Linked DNA regions of Homo sapiens: region 2 is linked to region 1. A link is an interaction called in ENCODE POLR2A ChIA-PET data of the cell type or tissue named here. Cell type or tissue: B cell. All regions are shown on one strand. Links, peaks and the distances in the headings refer to the core of each region. The heading gives the core; the rest is flanking DNA.

Region 1 (5,379 bases), core at 211-5,210:
CAGGGATTCATCATGTTGGCCAGGCTGGTCTCGAACTCCAGACCTCAAGTGATCTGCCCACCTCAGCCTCCCAAAGTGCTGGGATTAGAGGCGTGAGCCACCACGTCTGGCCAAAATCACACAGTATATCTTTTTGTGGCTGGCTTATTTCACTTATTATAATGTCTTCAAGATTCATCTAAGTCGTAGCATATATCAGAACTTTCTTTTAAAGGCTGAATACAGTGCTTTAAAATAAAAGCCTTTCTAAGGCTAAATACAATTCCATTTTGCTTATCCATTCATCCATTGATAGACACTTGCTTTGTTTACATGTTTAGCTATTGTGAATAATGCTGCTATGGCACTGAACATGAACATGAGGCATTGAACTATTGAACGTGGGGGTACAGATATCTCTTTGAGACCTGACTTTAAATTCTTTTGGTTATATACCCAGAGAGAAATTGCGGGGTCATACGGTAATTTTTTTCCGGAACCACCATACTGTTTCCATAGCAGCTGTATCTTTTTACATTCTTAACAGTGCACAAAGGGTTCTAATTTATCCACATCCCCCCAACCCTTGTTATTTTCTGTTTTATCTTGATAGTAGCCATCCTAACCAGTGTGAGGTGATATCTCATTGTAGTTTTGATTTGCATTTCTCTAATAATTAGTGTTCTTGAACATCTTTGTGTATCTTCTTTGGAGAAATGTTTATTCAAGTTCCTGGCACATTTTTGAATTGTTTTTTGTTGGATTTTTAGGAGTTCTCTATATATTCTGGGTATTACTTGCTTAATAATCTAGACTTTTTAATAGAAAAAAGTCATTTATGATCCCTCTTCCTTAGGACCTCTGTATTTGTTTTGGTGAATTTTCTTTTCTCCTTATGCATATTTTTCCCCTTAAACATTTTTAATTACAATGTATTTTAAATTTCATATAAATTTTATGAGGATTATTTTTGTTGTTGTTTAAAATCAGTTTTAATGACTATATTATATTGCTTTGTATGAATGTACCAAAATTTATTTAGCCATTTCTCAGAGAACATTTAGGTTGTTTCTGAAATTTTTACTATTATACATAATGCTGGGATAAAATTCCACTTGGTTGTAATACATAAGTTTTTCAAAATACAGTTGATCTCTCTTTTTTTTTTTTTTTTGAGACAGAGTTTTGCTCTTGTTGCCCAGGCTAGAGGGCAATCTCAGCTCACTGCAACCTCTGCCTCCTGGGTTCAAGCGATTCTCCTGCCTCAGTCTTCCAAGTAGCTGGGATTACAGGCGTGTACCACCATGTCTGGCTAGTTTTGATTTTTTAGTAGAGATGGAGTTTCACCATGTCGGTCAGGCTGGTCTCGAACTTCTGACCTCAAGTGATCCACCTGCCTCAGCCTCCCAAAGTGCTGGGATTACAGGTGTGAGCCACCGTGTCCGGCCCAGTTGATCATTTTTTAATATCTGTATTACTAAGGGAAATAGCCACCAGAGAGAAAGCACTCTCTTGGATGGGTTTTGGTGTCATGCTTATCCTTAATTTGTAGAAACATTCAGATTGCTTTTCACCTTTTTCTGTCTTTTGAAAGAATTTACCTATAAAACATTTAGACTCAGGATTTTTATAGACAAGATGTTTTGGCAACAATTTTCTCTATTTCCTCCTCAATTATAAAGGTTTCTGCTTTTTTGTGTAAACATTGGTAGTTTAGAATTTAAAAGTTTTTTGTTAAGATTTTTTGCATTTCTTAACACACTAGTGTGTATATTTCACTGTTCTGTTTATCCTCCTTTTTTTTTTTTTTTTTTTTTTTTTTTTTTATTGAGACGGAGTTTCGCTCTTATTGCCCAGGCTGGAGTGCAATGGCGCAATCTCGGCTCACCGCTACCTCCGCTTCCCAGGTTCAAGCAATTCTCCTGCCTCAGCCTCCTGAGTAGCTGGGATTACAGGCATGCACCTCCACACCCGGCTAATTTTGTATTTTTAGTAGAGATGGGGTTTCTCCATGTTGGTCAGGCTGGTCTCGAACTCCCGACCTCAGGTGATTCGCCCGCCTCGGCCTCCCAAAGTGCTGGGATTACAGGCATGAGCCACTGTGCCCAGCCTTATCCTCCTATCTTTAAGTTCATCTTTTAAAAATTTCTTCTTACTCGATTTATCAGAGGTTTTTCTATTTGGCTGGTGCTTAAGAGGAACCAGCCTTAGATTTGGCTGTTAATGCCATCGTTTTTCTGTTTGCCTCTGTTTTTTATAATCCAAGAATTTAATTCACTAACCCATGTGTTTTTTTTTAATCCTCGAAACAACTCCTCATTTTCCTGCATTGAGAATTACCCAGATTCTGTATCCATTCACTCAGCAGACGTGTTTGGAATGCTTGCTCTATGCCAGGCAGTGGTTCTTAACCAGGGTCATGCTTCAGAACCAGTCAGGAAGTGGTGCCTGCTTCCTCTGGGGTGGTGACAAGGCTTCAGTGAGGAAATGTGGTGAGAGTGCACGTAAATGACTGAGTTTAGTGTTTGCCTAGCAGCGAGTGTTCAAGAAATCTGAGCTGTTGCTCTTTGATAATGAACCACCTGAGGAGCTTTTAAAAGATGCTGGGCAAGACCCTCCATGCATGGACAATTTAGAAAAGCTGCCCAGGTGATTCTGGACACTCTCCACTTGCAGTGTCAGAGATACTGAAATGAAAAGGAGTTTAAGAAATTTTTGGCTGGGCGCGGTGGCTCATGCCTGTAATCCCAGCACTATGGGAGGCTGAGGCAGGTGGATCACGAGGTCAGGAGATCAAGACCATCCTGGCTAACATGGTGAAACCCCGTCTCTACTAAAAATACAAAAAAAATTAGCTGGGCGTGGTGGCGGGTGCCTGTACTCCTAGCTACTCGGGAGGCTGAGGCAGGAGAATGGCGTGAACCTGGGAAGCGGAGCTTGCAGTGAGCCGAGATCGTGCCACTGCACTCCAGCCTGGGCGACTGAGCAAGACTCCATCTCAAAAAAAAAAAAAAAAAAAAGTCTTGAGGGAGAAAAATGTAACTAGATGGCTACGGTTCTGAAATGGAGATGGGGACCAAATGCTGAAGGGGGATGGGGAGCACGGAGGATGTGGGGAAGCTTCAGGAGGGAATGGAACAGTGAACTGGTTCTACAAGGATGACTAGGAATTTTTCCTGTGGAACTGAGGGAAGAAAGTACATTATGGTCAGAATAGGATGTATAAAGGCAAAGAAACACAAAAGAAAATGTTGTTACTGGGCCAAAGAGTCCATGTGGCAGAAGCTTTGGGTATATGACAGGAGGCAGCATTTGAGAGAAAGATGGCCTGAGGTGGAGACCTAGAACAATGTAGAACGGTGGTGTGCCAAAGAAATACACATTCCATGTGTAATTTTAAGTTTTCTAGTGGCTACAATATAAAAAGAAACAGGTGAAATTAATTTTAGTAATAAATATTATTTAAAACAATATATCCAGAATATTATCATCTCTACATGTGATAAATGTTTTAAAATTACTAATGAGGCATTTTACATTCTTTCCTTGATAGTAAATCTTTGAAATTCGGTGTGTATTTTATTTTATTTTATTTATTTGAAACAGAGTCTCACTCTGTCGCCCAGGCTGGAGTGTAGTGGCGCAATCTTGGCTCACTGTAACCTCCGCCTCCTGGGTTCAAGCCATTCTCCTGCCTCAGCCTCCTGGGATTACAGGCATGTGCCACCACACCTAGGTAATTTTTGTATTTTTGTAGAGACTAGGTTTCTCCATGTTGGCCAGGCTGGTCTCAAACTCCTGACCTCAGGTGATCCACTCACCTCAGCCTCCCAAAGTGCTGGGATTATAGGTGTGAGCCACTGCGCCTGGCCCAGTGTGTATTTTGCTTAATCACACATGCCCATTTGGACTAGCTACATTGCAAGTGTGACTTTTAAGTTTGTCTGCTCTTTTTCTTTTCCTCCTAGCATTTAAAACCAGTTTGTAATTGGGTGAACATCTAAATCCTTAATTTAAAAACATAATGAATAGCCACATGTGGCCAGTGGCTGCCATATTAGACTGTGTGGCTGTAGATTGCCATTCCCTGGATTAATGCTGTCATTAGCAAGGGAGGATTTCAGCTGGATTTGAAGGATGAAGGCAAGGGACTGAATTCAGGAGACATTTCTGAGGCTTTTGGTGACTGCAAGGCATAAAGGAAAAATGAAGAGTCAAGGAGGAGGTCCAGGTTTCCAGTCTTCAATACTGCAGATGGTGATGCAGTAGGAATCTGTGTGTGTGCAAAGGTTGACAGTGATGTTCTTCTCTCTGTACACCATTGTTAGTTACACGGTCAACTATCGGCTTGTTAAACTATGATCAATCTGGTATCAGAGGCCACTTAGTGCTTAAGTGGAGATACCACACTGTATTGCCGTAAATGTGATGTTTTCTGATTGGGCAAACTGTATTTGTACATGTCCTTTCTGGAAGTGCCCTTTCACCCCATCTGCTCATAAAACTCTTTATTTCTGTAGTTCAGGGAACTCATGTTATTGATGAGGTAATTGGATCTCCAGGAGGTGTGAGATCTACTCAAGGATATTATGCATTTATTCATTATGGAGCTTTTTAGGAGCCCATGAAATTGAGTCTTCTCAACTTAGTATATGCTGTTCCTAGTTCCTTGCTTTGGGCTCAACCATTTGGCCAAGATCCTTGTATGTCAGCATAAGGAAAGGGAACATGTGATCCTTTTTTTTTTTTTTTTTTTTTTTGGAGACGGAATCTTGCTCTGTTGCCCAGGCTGGAGTGCAGTAGCACAGTCTTGGCTTACTGCAAACTTCGTCTCCTGGGTTCAAGCAATTCTCCCTGCCTCAGCCTCCCAAGTAGCTGGGATTACAGGTGCCCGCCACCACGTCCAGCTAATTGTATTTTTAGTAGAGACAGGGTTTTGCCAGGTTGGTCTCAAACTCCTGATCTCAGGTGATCCACCCGCCTTGGCCTCCCAAAGTGGTAGCATTACAGGCATGAGCCACTGCACCTGTCTGGAACATGTGATACTTCTTAATAACTTTGTTCGTTGCTTTTTGGTTTTTGTTTTTGTTTTTTTATTTAGGCAGAGTCTGGCTCTGTCACCCAGGCTGGAGTGCAGTGGCGTGATCTCGGCTCACTGCAAGCTCCGCCTCCCAGGTTCACACCATTCTCCTGCCTCAGCCTCCTCAGTATCTGGGACTACAGGCGCTCGCCACCGTGCCCGGTTAATTTTTTTTAAATTTTTATTAGAGAGGGAGTTTCACCGTGTTAGCCAGGATGGTCTCGATCTCCTGATCTCGTGATCCACCCGCCTTGGCCTCCCAAAGTGCTGGGATTACAGGCATGAGCCACTGCGTCTGGCTGCTTTGTTAGTTTTTAAAA
Region 2 (5,379 bases), core at 315-5,314, 330 kb after region 1:
ACATATTGCCCAGGCAGGTCTTGGACTCCTGGTCTCAAGTGATCCACCCACCTTGGCCTCCCAAAGTGCTGAGTTTACAGGCGTGAACCACTGTGCCTGGCCAAGGGCAAATTTTTAATAGTTGTCTTAATGGGCCAGGCGCAGTGGCTCAAGCCTGAAATTCCAGCACTTTAGGAGGCCAACGTGGGCGGATCACGAGGTCAGGAGTTTGAGACCAGCCTGGCCAACATGGTGAAAGCCTGCCTCTACTAAAAATACAAAAAATTAGTGGTGCGTGCCTGTAGTCCCAGCTACTCAGGAGGCTGAGGCAGAAGAATCGCTTGAACCTGGGAGGTGGAGGTTTCAGTGAGCCGAGATCTCGCCACTGCACTTCAGCCTGGGCGATAGGGTGAGACTCTTGTCTCAAAAAAAAAAAGAAGTTGTCTTAATGGTCTTGTCTTCTAATTCTGTTATCTCTGTTTTTTTGGGGTCTGTTCTACTGATTTTTTTTTCTTTTTTTTTTGAGGCAGAGTCTTGCTCTGTCACCCAGGCTGGAGTGCAATGGCACGATCTTTGCTCACTGCAACCTCTGCCTCCCAGGTTCAAGAGATTCTCCTGCCTCAGCCTCCCAAGTAGCTGGGACTACAGGTGTGCGTCCTCATGCCCAGCTAATTTTTGTATTTTTAGTAGAGACAGCGTTTCACCATGTTGGCCAGGCTGGTCTTGAACTCCTGACCTCAGGTGATCCGCCCGCCTTGGACTCCCAAAGTGCTGGGATTACAGACATGAGCCACCGCCCACAGCCGGTTCTGTTGATTTTTTTATTCTAATTATAAGCCATATTGTTTTCCTTCTTTGCATGCCTGGTAATTTTTTTTTTTTTTTTAGATGTTATTCACATACCATAGAACGGTGGCGCGATCTCAGCTCACTGCAACTTCCCAGGCTGGAATGCAGTGGCGCGATCTCGGCTCACTACAGCTTGCGCCTCCCATGTTCAAGAGATTCTCTTGCCTCAGCTTCCCGAGTAGCTGGGACTACAGGTTTGTGCCACCACACCCAGCTAATATATTTTTTTAAATTTTTAGTAGAGATGGGGTTTCACCATGTTGGCCCGGCTGGTCTCAAACTCCTGACCTCAGGTGATCCACCTGCCTCGGCCTCCCAAAGTGCTGGGATTACAGGAGTGAGCCACCGCACCCGGCCAGAAGTCACTTTTTTTTTTTAAAGAGTACAGTTTGGGGTGTTTAGTATATTCACAGAGCTGTGCAGTCATCACCAATATCTATTTCCAGAACATTTTCCTCAACCCTCCCCCCATGTCCCCCCAAAGAAGCCCTCATACTCACTAGCAATCACCACTCCTCATTCTCCCCTCCTCTCAGATTCTGGTAAGTACTACTTCACCTCCTGGTCTCTTTGGATTTACCTGTATTGGCATTTCATACAATACATGGTCTTTGTGTCTGGCTTCCTTTACTTGGCATAATGTTTTTGAGATTTATTCATGTTTTTTGTTTGTTTGTTTGTTTTTGAGACAGAGTTTTGCTCTTGTCACCCAGGCTGGAGTGCAATGGCATGATCTCAGCTTACTGCAACCTTCTTCTGCCAGGTTCAAGCGATTGTCCTGCCTCAACCTCCCAAGTAGCTGGGATTACAGGCGCCCACCACCACATCTGGCTAATTTTTGTATTTTTAGTAGAGACGGGGTTTCACCATGTAGGCCAGGCTGGTCTCAAACGCCTGACCTCAGGTGATCCACCTGCCTTGGCTTCCCAAAGTGCTGGGATTACAGGTGTCAGCCACCGTGCCCAGCCGAGGTTTAGTCATATTATAATATGAATGAATCAGTCCTCCATAAAAATTATTCCTTTTTATGACTGAATAATAATTCCTCATGTGGATATGCTTGGTAATTTTTGACTGGATGCTGAACATTTTTATTCTACATTGCTGAGTGCCAGATTTTTATATTCCTTAGTTGGACTTTGTTCTGGAATGCAGTTAAGTTACTTGGAATTAGTTTAGTCCCTTTGATCCTGGCTTTTCAGCTCTGTTAGTGTGGTTCTACAGCAACCTTTAAGGTAATTTAACCCCTTTTTGTATTATACTAAGTGTGTTGTACTAAGTGTAACAATACAGATTGTACTAAGATAATAGACTTCTGAGAATTCTAGTTGTTGCCCTGTGTATTAGGAGATCCTCCCAGGCTGGCTGGTGGGAACACAACTCTTCCCAGCCTTTATGAACCGTGGGGGTTGTTCCCCCCTACTCCTTTCTGGTGGTTATTGCCCCAGGCTTTGGTATTTTCCTCACACATACGTGTATCATACTCTACCAAAGACCTGAGAGAGGACCCTTTTGCAGATCTTTGGAACTCTCTCTACATGTAACTTCCTCCCTTCTGGTATTTTGCCCTGAAAATTCCAGCTGCTTTGGCCTCCCTGAACTCTGAACTATGTTTCTTCCACTGAACAAGATGCCAGGCTTCATTTGGGCTGCTATTGTTATCGCCTGAAAACTCTCTCCAGTCAGTGAACGAGGGCAGTCGTCAAGCTCAGTTTGTTTGCTTCCGTTCTCTCAGGGATCAGTGTCCTGGGCTGCCTGTTGTCCACTGTCTGGAAACCATTGTTTATATATTTTGTCCAATTTTATAATTGCTTAAGACGGTAAAGTAATTCTGGTCCCTGTCACTCTACGGCTGTGGCTTAAGACAGTTTAAATGAAATGATACATACAAGGAGACAGAATAATAATAGTAATAAACATGGTGAAGCTAGTATTCCAGTTATATGAATAATATCATTATAGTGACTAAGTGCTAGTTTTTCTCTGAATTTCCCAGAAACTAGCATCAAAAGGAACGTATAGGCCAGGCGCGGTGGCTCATGCCTGTAATCACAGCACTTTGGAGGCTGAGGCGGGCAGATCACCTGAGGTCAGAAGTTCGAGACCAGCCTGGCCAACATGGCAAAACCCTGTCTCTACTAAAAATAGAAAGGAATTACCTGGGCATGGTGGTGTATTCCTGTAATCCCAGCTACTCGGGAGGTTGAGGCAAGAGAATCGCTTGAACCTGGCAGGAAGAGGTTGCAGTGAGCTGAGATCATGCCACTACATTCCAGCCTGGGTGACAGAACAAGACTCCGTCTCAAAAAATAATAATAATAAATAAATAAGAAATAAAAAACATAAAAAGGAAAGTATAGAAGGGTAGATTATCTTATAGAAAAAAATAAACTATTTTCAATAGAAAAGATAAATGCATTTTACCTTAAATTTTAAGACAAATTTGTTACATGGGACCTTCTGTGGGGAATTGCTGTGAGCTGCTAACATCTCTCTCCATTGTGCCAGCGGGAGCAGCTGGTGGAAGTGATGCTGAGGTGACGGCTGCTGACTGGAAGAAGTGTGACCTGATCGCAAAGATTTTGGCCTCTTGTCCCCAGCAGTCTCTTTCACCAGAGAATTACTACAGGGACATCTGCCCCCAGGTAAATCTTTTTGTTTCTATTGATCATTTGAGGATTATCTGCTTATTTACAGAAAGAGGACTTTTAATGTTCCTCTAGTATTGAGATAAAAGCAGTATAATATTTAAGTTTATTGTTTAGTGAGGAGCCTTCTTAATAAATGAATAAAAACCGGTGGAAGAGACTGACCTAATTGTTCAGTTTAAGAATGACGAGGCCAGGCGCAGTGGCTCACGCTTGTAATCTCAGCACTTTGGGAGGCCGAGGCAGGCGGATCACCTGAGGTCGGGAGTTCGAGATTAGCCTGACCAACATGGAGAAACCCCGTCTCTACTAAAAAAAATACAAAATTAGCTGGGTGTGGTGGCGCATGCCTGTAATCCCAGCTACTTGGGAGGCTGAGGCAGGAGAACGGATTGAACCCGGGAGGCGGAGGTTGCCGTGAGCCGAGATTGAGCCATTACACTCCAGCCTGGGCAACAAGAGTGAAACTCCGTCTCAAAAAAAAAAAAAAAGAATGCCTCACCACTACTAAATGATTTGCCCAGCTTGCTCTCAGAGCTAGAATACGAAACTCAAGTTTCATCTTGTTCGTTATCTTTTCTCTCCATGTGTTTTTAGTTAGTTTTTAAAGGCAGATATTAAATAAACAAGGTAAATTAACATGGCAAACAATTTAAAAAGCATAAAAGAGTAAACCGAAAACTAAGTCTCCCTACCATTCCTGTTCTCCAGTCCCTCAGAGGTAGTCACTGCTATGAATTTCTTTCCAGAGATATTCTGTGTATTATGCATATACCATCATATGTGCATATGTTAATGTATGTATATATTAACATGTATGTGCATACACACATACATTAACATATACACATGATGGTACAATTAATGCTAATTTTTTTTTTTTTTGAGACAGAGTTTTGCTCTTGTTGCCCAGGCTGGAGTACAATGGTGCGATCTTGGCTCACCACAACCTCCACCTCCCGGGTTCAAGCGATTCTCCTGCCTCAGCCTCCCGAGTAGCTGGGATTACAGGCATGCGCCACCACACCCGGCTAATTTTGTATTTTTGGTAGAGATGGGGTTTCTCCACGTTGGTCAGGCTGGTCTCGAACTCCTGACCTCAGGTGATCCGCCTGCCTCGGCCTCCCGAAGTGCTGGGATTATAGGCGTGAGCCACCATGCCAGGCCAGTGCTAATTTTTATCTAAATGATAGCATGCAGCATGCCCTCTTTTCATTTTGCTTTTTTTCATTGATAGTGTACTTTGGCCAGGCACAGTGGCTCACTCCTGTAATCCCAGCAGTTTGGGAGGCTGAGGTGGGCAGATTACTTGAGGTCAGGAGTTCGAGACCAGCCTGGCCAACATGGAGAAACCCCAACTCTACTGAAAATACAAAAATTGGCCAAGCGTGGTGGTGCACACCTGTAGTCCTAGCTACTCAGGAAGCTGAGGATAGAGAATCTCTTGAACCTGGGAGGCAGACGTTGCAGTGAGCTGAGTTTGCACCAATGCACTCCAGCCCGGGTGACAGAGCGAGACTCCATCTGAAAAGAAAAACAACAAAAAACACAGTGTACCTTGGAGATCATTTCATTCATTTTCATGGGTACATGGTATTTCATCATATTAATGTACTGTAATTTATTTAACCAGCCTGTTATTGATGCACATTTGAGTTGTTTCCATTCTTTTTCTATTACAAATTATGCTACAGTTAATATCCATAAGTCTTTGTACATAACTACCAGTATTACCATAGGAAAAATTCCTAGAATTGAAATTATTGGTTCAAAGGTTTTATGCATTTAAATTTTTGATCGATATGCTTTATGTACCTATTTTCCCACATTTTTACCCACACAATGTGTTACAAACTTTTTTGATCTTTGCAAATCTGATACATGAAAAATGTGGGGCTGGGCA

Evidence for each region. Peaks named below come from ENCODE experiments on the same cell type or tissue, not always from the same donor. Only the 100,000 strongest peaks of a DNase experiment are listed, where the experiment ranks them.
Region 2: POLR2A ChIA-PET joins it to region 1 with 6 read pairs; 3 of 35 experiments call an interaction of 5 or more read pairs at or near these places.

The regions. Positions count from the first base shown.
Region 1 is chr16:68,546,700-68,552,078 of GRCh38, forward strand. All of the region lies in intron 2 of ZFP90 (ZFP90 zinc finger protein), which reads left to right. Among named protein-coding and RNA genes, the nearest start is that of ZFP90, 10 kb to the left of the region's middle. In B cell, for the core only: no CTCF peak of the experiment used is centred there; no DNase peak of the experiment used is centred there; H3K27ac peaks cover 408 bases.
Region 2 is chr16:68,871,818-68,877,196 of GRCh38, forward strand. TANGO6 (transport and golgi organization 6 homolog) reads left to right here. Exons shown (of 18, transcript NM_024562.2): 5 at 3,337-3,473. Among named protein-coding and RNA genes, the nearest start is that of TANGO6, 31 kb to the left of the region's middle. In B cell, for the core only: no CTCF peak of the experiment used is centred there; no DNase peak of the experiment used is centred there.